Linked DNA regions of Mus musculus: region 1 is linked to region 2. A link is a contact called in ENCODE Hi-C or POLR2A ChIA-PET data. All regions are on one chromosome and are shown on one strand. Each heading gives the region's core, a stretch centred on a gene start or an enhancer-like site at or near the end of the contact. The rest is flanking DNA. Distances are from core to core; before and after follow the strand shown. Region 1 holds the start of Mpv17l (Mpv17 transgene, kidney disease mutant-like). Region 2 holds the start of Pdxdc1 (pyridoxal-dependent decarboxylase domain containing 1).

Region 1 (4,273 bases), core at 1,748-4,247, 38 kb before region 2:
GCTGCAGTCCTGCTCCCAATTTTGAAAAAAAGAAAAAAAATTTTTTTCCTTTTTCTTCTTCCTTTCTTTTGTTCTTTTCTTGTTTTCTTTTTTATTTGTGCTGAGATTAAACCCAGGGCCCAAGCATGGTAAACCCACCCTGAGCTACACTGCCAACCTCCCACACTAACCTCATTCCTTTAAAAAAAATAAAGGATCCTGAACATTCTAGCAACTACACATGTCCTATCAGTATATTCTAATCAGAGTTTGACATCCAAGAAACAGAGCCAAAGCCTTACTTATAAAAGACAGTGTAAACATTCTCTGATAGCCCTGATTGGGGGTGTGGGCAGGGCACAGGATAAGTGTTATTAGTCAATTGCAGGAGATCCTTAGAACAAGACTGAAAACAAAACCGAGCAAATACTGTAAGCAGTACTCTGATGGCCTTACCCAGGTAAATGCTAAGCACTTATATGTATCACATCATTTGACCCTCCTAACAATTTCCTGAGATGAGAAGACTTAATAAAAGGAGAAAAAGAAGCTGGGAGTGGTGACGCACGCCTTTAATCCCGGCACTCGGGAGGCAGAGGCAGGCGGATTTCTGAGTTCGAGGCCAGCCTGGTCTACAAAGTGAGTTCCAGGACAGCCAGGACTACACAGAGAAACCCTGTCTCAAAAAAAAAAAAAAAAAAAAAAAAAAAAAAAAAAAAAGGAGAAAAAGACAGCTAGCTAGTCATAGCGGTCCTACAAAATTAACACTCAAAAGACTGAAGCAGGAGGAGCATCGTGAGCTCAAGGCCAGACTGCAATACAAAGCATGACTTACTTTGTCTAAAAATAAAGTGTTCAGGGATGCTAACAGCAAGAACCCGGCCAGGTGACCCATTCTTTAATCCATCATTTCCCAAGGCAGATCTGACACAGGGCTTGTGTCACACAGATCTGACAGATTTGACTATCAATTTTCAAGTAGCACCTTAAACTTTCAGCTCACACACCCATGTTCCCCTTCAAGAAGCAGAGGAGACTGAACCAGAAATCTGACAGTAAGACACAGCAACAATCTAGACAGGTGATAGATGAGAAGGCCTCAGGCCTTCATGCTAGGCATCCCCCACTCCCTGGGACAGCACTGTTATCTAATCTCAGAGTAATCATACACACAATCACTATCTATACCAAGATGAAGAACATGGCTAAAAGTCTGGATCATGCTGTCTTCTGGTGAACTTCCAAGCCCTCCATGCCTGTGTTCTCATTATCTGACATGGGAATTGTGAGAGTATCCAACAAATGGTAGCTCAAAGATTAAATCGGAATCTAGCCCATCAAGTCTTAAGTCCTGGCTCCTAACCCCCTCATCACTGCACCAAGCTACAGTAAGCACTGGGATGTGTTTGCAAAGCTGGCTGAGAGATCGCTCGAGAGAACAAGGCACAGAGCTTGGGCAAATCAGAAAAAGCCTCTTGCTCTCTGGTTGTCTATTCTAACTTCACTGACCTTAGCCATGGCATTAGCTGAGACTATAACAGGCCACCAGGTCTTTGATGTTTCCTGTGGGTTATAGAAGGAAAGGAAGTTAATACAAACTCCCTATAATACCTCCCAGAGGAGGGTAAGTTTCTTCTAGATGGTTCGCCTACCTTTATTCGGTTTTAGAAGACATTAACAAGCTGAGCCTGGTGGGTCAAGAATGTCACCCCAACAACTTGGGAGATTTAAGTGGGAGAATCACAAATTCAAGACCAGCCTGAGCAACTCAGTGAGCCCCTGTCTCAGAATTAAAAACGAACTAAAGACTGCAAATATAGTTCAGTTGGCACAGCTTGAGGCCGGAGGGAGGCTTTAGGCTCAGTTGCTGGTGATCTACCATCCCCAATGACAGTCCCTGGAAAAGACTCTCCAAACACGGAGTGGCCCTCCCCAGCTGCCACTGCCTTTTAGGATACAGAAATTGCTAAGGAGACAAAAACCAAGAGACCCTTTGTTGTTCTCAGTAAACCAGGCAGAAAAGATTCCCAAAGCCAGCTCATCCAGCCCGGCTTGAAAACAGCTTCCTCATAGGTACACCACCCCCTCCCATTCTCTGTGTGACCCCACCCCAGGGAAATCTTGTTGCTCAAGCAAGACTAAGACCCTGGAAATGACTTCTGTAATCGCATATTTCACCCACTCTGCCCCCAGAGTCACCACCGATCCCATCACTTTTGAGTTAATGTGCTGGCCGCAGAGCCTCAGGTGTGGCTTTTTCTAGAACAGGTGGAGTCTAGGGATGGAGCTGCTATGGGGCTAAGCTAGGGTCTCTTGAAGATGCTTCTTTCTGGAGGAAAAGTGACCTCTCCCTCCTGAACTCTGTCAACCTCAGCCTCTCAGCTCGGACACCAACCCTCTGAATCCCTGGCACTTGGCATCTCCAGTTCCCCGGCCAGCGGCCCCCAAATTCTTCCTTCTGGAAACCTCAAGTCCTCCAATGTCCAGACCTCCGATCGCTGCTTCAGAACTTCCTTTCAGCCTTAATTCCCGGGCCGCAGAGTTGTCACCTCCTGCCTTAGCCCCAGTGGCTTTAGATCTCCGGTCTCCCCGTTCCCCGCACCCACCCCCACTCCCGAGCCTCCTGCCTGGCCTCCAGTGCCCGGCCCTGGCCCCTCACCGACGTAGAAGGCAGAGAGGGCTATCGGCCCTCCGACAGTCTGATCGCATAGCACCTTGGCCAGGACCGTGCGCGGCGCGCGGCCTGGCAGGGCGCGCTCCAGTAGGCGCAGCCACACGTAGTTGAAGTTTCCGTGGAAGGTCACGGCCAGAGTGGCCACGCGACGCGTCTGGCGCCAGTCGGCTGGGCCTCCCCGCAGTCGCTGCTGCAGGGCATCACCCGCCGAGAAGAGCCCGGCGTAGAGCAGCACGTTAGTGGGCCACGGATAGCGCCGTGCTGCCTGTGGAAACGCGCGCCACCAGCTCGCCATACCTGCCCCGGGTGCCCTCAGGGCCTGCACACCTGACTGCATGCATTTCAAGCGCCAGAGCGATTGGACCTCCCTCTGCACACCCAACCCGCTGGTCCAATCCAGTGACAGCTGGCCACCGAGAGGGCGGAGCTTCTGTGGTGATGTACGGCGTCCACCGGGATGTGACAATTTCCATGAAATTTCCAGGAGAGACATTCAGAAAACAGACTGCCTAGCATGGCATCGGTTCCCCACTACCGCAATAAAAAGTAAGAAAGCAAGCTAGCTCCAAAGTGTCAATGTACTGGAGATGCTGGCATACAGAGAATCATTCTTTTAGCACACAATACATCATCTTACTGGGTCACTATAGGCCGATGTCAGAAGAATGAATTACTGCTGGATGTGCCTATTCTGCCCTCCAGCTTGTGTCTTCGTGACCCCTGACATCCCAAAACAGGCTTGGAGACCCATGGTGTCAGTTCCAGGGGCAAGGGTGAGCATTTGGGGAGCAGGCAGAAGCTCTGACCTTGTGCAACTCATTTTCTCCATGTCTTTTTCTGCCTTACCCTCCTTCTGTGATAGCCAGCCTCTCTTCCAACACTCCCCTCTGTCTTGTTTGTTCACTGTAGTTTTTATTTTTTTAAAAAATCTAGTACCTTTAAAAAGATATTTTCTATTTATTTTTAAATATTCATTAAATTTTACTTTATGTGTATAGGTGTTTTGTCTGTATATCACTTACCATACTAAGTGCCCACAAAGTTACATACCATCATTAGCTGCCATGTGAGTGCTGGGAATTAAACCTGGGTCCTCTGGAAGAGCAACTAGTACTCTCAACCACTGAGTCATCTCTCCTGCCTATTTCAATTACTTACATTCTCTCAATCTCTCCCTCTCTCCCTCTCCCCCCCCCCTCTCTCTCTGTGTGTTGGGGGTGTGGAGATCAGAGGACAATTTTTATTTCTCTCTTTCCACTATGTAAAGTCCTGGGGACTGAATTGAGGATGTCAGGCTACTAAACCCCTTCACCAACTCGGTGCTTGAATTTTGAAATATTTTCAGACTCAGGGAAAATGTAGGAAAATTATACAAAGGAAGCCAGATGTGAGACATACCCTCTCATCCCTACACTTGGAAGGGAGGAGTGCTGAGGCAAATTGCCCAGAGTTTAAGGCAAATTGCCCACTCTAGGCTATAAAACAAGACCCAATTTCAAAACAAACAAACAAAACAAAACAAAAAACAGAAAATAAAAATATACAAATAATTCCCATATAATCTTACTTGTTTTGTTTTGTTTGAGTCAGAGCTCACATTGCCCAGGCTAGCCTCAAATT
Region 2 (4,356 bases), core at 1,650-4,149:
GCTGAGGCAAAAAGAGTGCTAGAGGCCAGCATGGGCTACTTAGACTCTGTCTCAAAAACAAATAAAACCCCTGGCAAAATAATAATAGGAATAAAGCTGTCTTCACTCAGCCCTTTCCCCAAACGCCTACTTATTCTTAGAATAAAGCGGAGGACAATAGTAATTCCATCTATATCTTTATTCATCTTGTTCATCCCTCACAGCTTTTGATAGTTATCATTTTTTAGAAGAACATCGGGTTATATGTATTTATTTGACGTGTGTGTGCGCGTGCGCGCGCGTTCTTGAGTGTGTATGGAGGTCAGAGGGTAACTTTAGGGAGTCAGTTCTCTCCTTCCACACTGTAGGGTCTGGGGATTAAACACAGGTCATTAGGCTTGGCAGCAAACCCCACATTTTTGCATTGCTGTAGTGAATCAGTGTATATCACTGGCTTATTTTAATATTAAAGATTAAAATATTTATTTACAATATGGCTGTAATAATTCAGCTCACAGCAAAATTATGTTGTGGAATTTAAAGAAAAAAAAAACCTACATACCCCCCTCCTTTGTTTCCTTCTGGTTTACTCTTGGAGAAAAATCTCTTTTTAACATTTTATCTATTATTTTTATGTGTTTGATGTTTTGCCTGCATGCACAGTCGAGGCCAGAAGAGTACATTGGATTCCACTGGGACTAAAGATTATGAAAGCTGTGAGCTGCCATGTGAGTGTTGGAAATTGAATCCTGTTTTTAACTGCTAAGCCATCTCTCTAGCCCTCAAGGAAATTCTTACTTCACTGTGATAGCTTACACCACTTGGGAGACAGGAGGATTGCTTCAAGTTCAAGGCAGGTCAGTCTACAAATGAACAGCAGGACAGCCAGGGCTACATAGTGAGACCCTAACTCAAAAATACTAATGATGTAAACATTCACCATATACAAGCCATATGTCTGTACAGGTTGAGTCTATTTGGGGGTAGCGGTGGGATGTTGGTTTGTTTCTCTATGTAGACCAGGCTGGCCTAGAACTCACAGAGCTCTACCTGCCTCTGCCTCCTAAGTGCAGGGATTAAAGGCATGCACCACCAGGCTTGGCTTGAATCTACTTTTTAACTACTTGGAGATAATGTTACATTTATGAGCTTCTTTTTTTAAATCTTTATTACATTTTTATTTTGTGAGCTCTTGTGTGTGTGTGCATGTGTGCCACATGCAAAAGTCAGAGGACAACTCCAGAGTTGTTACTCTTTCCACTGTGAGTCTCAGGGATCAAACTCAGTCCGGGCTTAGTGGTAGAGGCCTTTACCTCTTAAGCCATCTCTACAGCCTGTGCACTGTTTTTGTTTGCTTGTTTTTATTTTGCTATTTGCTTACAAAAAATTGTGAGTGTGTAAGCACGCATATGCCAGTCGGAGAGCATCTTGCAGGAGATGGTTCTCCCTGTCCATCAGACTTAGTGGCAACCACCATTACCATCAGCACCTTAGCTGTTTGGTTTGGAGTCACCAAGCCAAGTTGTTTTGGACTTCGGCATCTCTCCTAGTCTAGCCTCCAAATCATGAGGTGGAGGAGGAGACACTTCTTGTACCTCTGCCTAAAAAAAATAAGTCTTTAATAATATTGAAGTGTTCAGAGTTGTAATGTACCAGCACAAATATTGATGGATAGTTATCTGAATACACATGTGATAAAAAAAAAGAAGAAAATAGCAACTAATCTAGCTAATGGGCACATGACTGTTCACCGAAATTCTTTTGTCCTTTCTACAGGTTTGGAAATTTTCATAACACATTGTTTTGTTCAAGCAGGAGCACATCAGTTTTCAGTCTTTGAAAGGCACCATTTCAAGCCAGGCGTGGTGGCATACTCCTTTAATCCCAACACTCAGGAGGCAGAGGCAGGCGGATTTCTGAGTTCGAGGCCAGCCTGGTCTACAGAGTGAGTTCCAGGACAGCCAGGGCTGTACAGAGAAACCGTGTCTCGAAAAACCAAAAAAGAAAGGAAAAAAAAAAAAAAGGCACTATTTCATCACTTTTTTTTTTTTTTTCCAGTTAACTGGAGAGTCACTCAAAAGCAGCACACACGATTTCTTTGCTAGGAAATGTTAACAACACAAGCAGGCCATTTATCCAAATACAAAGTAGAGACCGCCTGCAGATAATTACTACACTGACAACCCGACCCAACCTGGGGGTTTGGGGGAGCATGCTGCATAAGAAATAGAGAGGGTAGGGATAGCTTTGTGGTTTTTAGCATCATCAGACTTCTGTGCAGGAAGTTTCACTGACCACAATGGTGGTAAGATCCCATTTCACCTACCCATCAGTAGTGGAGCAATGTAGGAAACAAATCCCACGGGCTCTTACTCACTAAAAACGCACTACCCCCACCTAGCGGGTGTGAAGCGGGAATAATGAGGTGTACTGCCGGGCTGCAAGGGACTAAACCTAAAACGGATAATAATGACCTCCATATCAAATTTCTGCTCTGATATAAAATGGAAAGGCAACAGACCTACTATTATCATTATTATTACCCATCCTCCGACAAGCCATCATTGTGACATGAGGGAGGACGCCAGAACAGCGGCCTCGAATTCCTTTCTGTCTGGACTTCTGAGGAAAGAGCTGACAAAATACATCATCCCGCGCATGCGCAAGGGTGAGCGCTGGTCTTAGGCTGCTAAGGTAAATAACTACTCCATTCCTGACCGGTGTTGACGGCGGAGGACTTGAAAGCCTGGCTTGGGCCGTGCAGCTGAGTCGATAGTATTTTACCTGGTGGATATCTCATTGCGACGGTCGTCACAGGCTTCAAGTTGGACCGCCCTATAGACGGGGTTCTTGCCACCAAGCAGCGTTAGGACCGGCCGGCGTGACGCCCAAGTACGGAAGCCTAGAAGGCCCCGCCCCGGGAGGCCCCGCCCACCCGACGGGCCTAGCCCCGCCTTCAGCAAGCCGCAGGATACCTGCGGGCCGCGCTGCGGGGCAGCTCCTCCTCCTCTCCGCCCCGCCGGCTGCGGGCGGGGAGGACGTCAGCGCTGCCAGCGTGGAAACCGCTGCGGGCCGCGGGAGGCGGAAGTAGTGCCCAGCACCGCGGGCCCAGCACCGGACGCCTCAGCCATGGACGCGTCCCTGGAGAAGGTACGGAAGGAGCGGGCGGCGCTGTGGTCCCGGGTCTTCGCCACCGGGGCGACTGGTTTCCCCGTAGGACTAAGGAGTCTCGTTGGAGGAGGGCGGCCGGGCCGGGCCGGGCCGGGCCACGTCACGGGGCCCGGTGGCTGAGGGGAGGTGGGCCCGGCGCTGTCGGAGCCGGCTTTGGCTTTACCGAGGCTCGGCGTAGGACCCGGCCTGAACCCGCGCTGGTCCTGTAGGGTGACAGGAGCAATCGGTGTGGGCCCCAGAAGCGTACGGGAAGAAGTCCTAGTTGTCGCGGAGGCCCCTGCAAAAGCCACAGATGTTCAGTGCTTTCCAAGTTAGGAGACAAATTGTAACTTTTGGCGGGCGTAGGAATCACCTGGGGACCTTGGTGAAAACATGGCTTTGCAGCCTCGGGTCTCAAGCTCGGGTGGGCGGGAACTCAGTTTGTAGAGTTTAAGAAGTTTCCCCACGTGATTCCGATGCTGTAGCAAGCAAACCCCAGACTAGAACCCCTGGTATCCAGAAAGGGTTGGGTATTCTGTAACTGGTGAGTTTATTTGGGGGCTGGGAAGAGGAGGTGGTCCCAGCTGGTCTCACTACGTTTGGGTTCCTCTTTCTGAGTGAGAATCATGAGAGGACTTCAGGTCAATTCCAAGTCCATGGGAACCTGTGTCTAGCCCTGCTCACCCCTTGGGGCAACAGCAGCTTGATGGATCTGGCTACCTACTCGGGCATGTTAAATAGACTCTAATTGTTCCCATCTAAGGGCTGGCTATTGAGAACAAACAGGTCCTTGGGTTTCTTCATGGACTGTGCTTTCAGTGCCTAACGTTCTGTCCTCCCAGTCTTTTCTCTCTGTCCCTTCTCGAAATTCTGCTTATCCGGTATGATGTAAAAACCTAGCTTTCCCTACAAGTGAAATCAATCCTTCCTTCCATCCTCCCCACCAACCCTCGCCCCCTTCTTCAATCTCTCCTTGTTCAGTCCCCGGTTTTGTGAAAGTAACCCTGGCTCTTCTGTAACTCTCTGTAGACTAGGCTGGTCTCGAACTTAAAGTGATCCTCCTGCCTCTGCCTCCCAAACTGCTGATATTACAGGACTTGTTGAAAGCAGTAATTGTAGAAATTAAGCCAGATGTCTTCATGTGCACACAGTGGCATATCTTGCTCCTCGGCTATTTCAAGTATAAATTGGGTGGAAAGCAATCAGAGAAAAAGATGTTTTTTTTCC

The links. A loop is a pair of places that touch in the nucleus more often than their neighbours do. ChIA-PET counts read pairs that join two places held with the same protein, here RNA polymerase II (POLR2A).
Region 1: a map of left cerebral cortex shows a loop between it and region 2 (8-fold over the local background). The contact joins the promoter of Mpv17l here to the promoter of Pdxdc1 in region 2. A Hi-C loop is called at or near these places in 1 of 37 maps with a recorded cell type or tissue (left cerebral cortex). POLR2A ChIA-PET finds 5 or more read pairs at or near these places in 2 of 5 experiments (Patski and embryonic stem cell).

The regions. Positions count from the first base shown.
Region 1 is chr16:13,939,389-13,943,661 of GRCm38, reverse strand. Mpv17l (Mpv17 transgene, kidney disease mutant-like) reads right to left here and starts at 2,997. Exons shown (of 4, transcript NM_033564.3): 1 at 2,639-2,997. The coding sequence starts at 2,948.
Region 2 is chr16:13,901,688-13,906,043 of GRCm38, reverse strand. It overlaps Pdxdc1 (pyridoxal-dependent decarboxylase domain containing 1), which reads left to right and starts at 2,899. Exons shown (of 23, transcript NM_053181.3): 1 at 2,899-3,129. The coding sequence starts at 3,109. It also overlaps a transcript of Mpv17l not described here.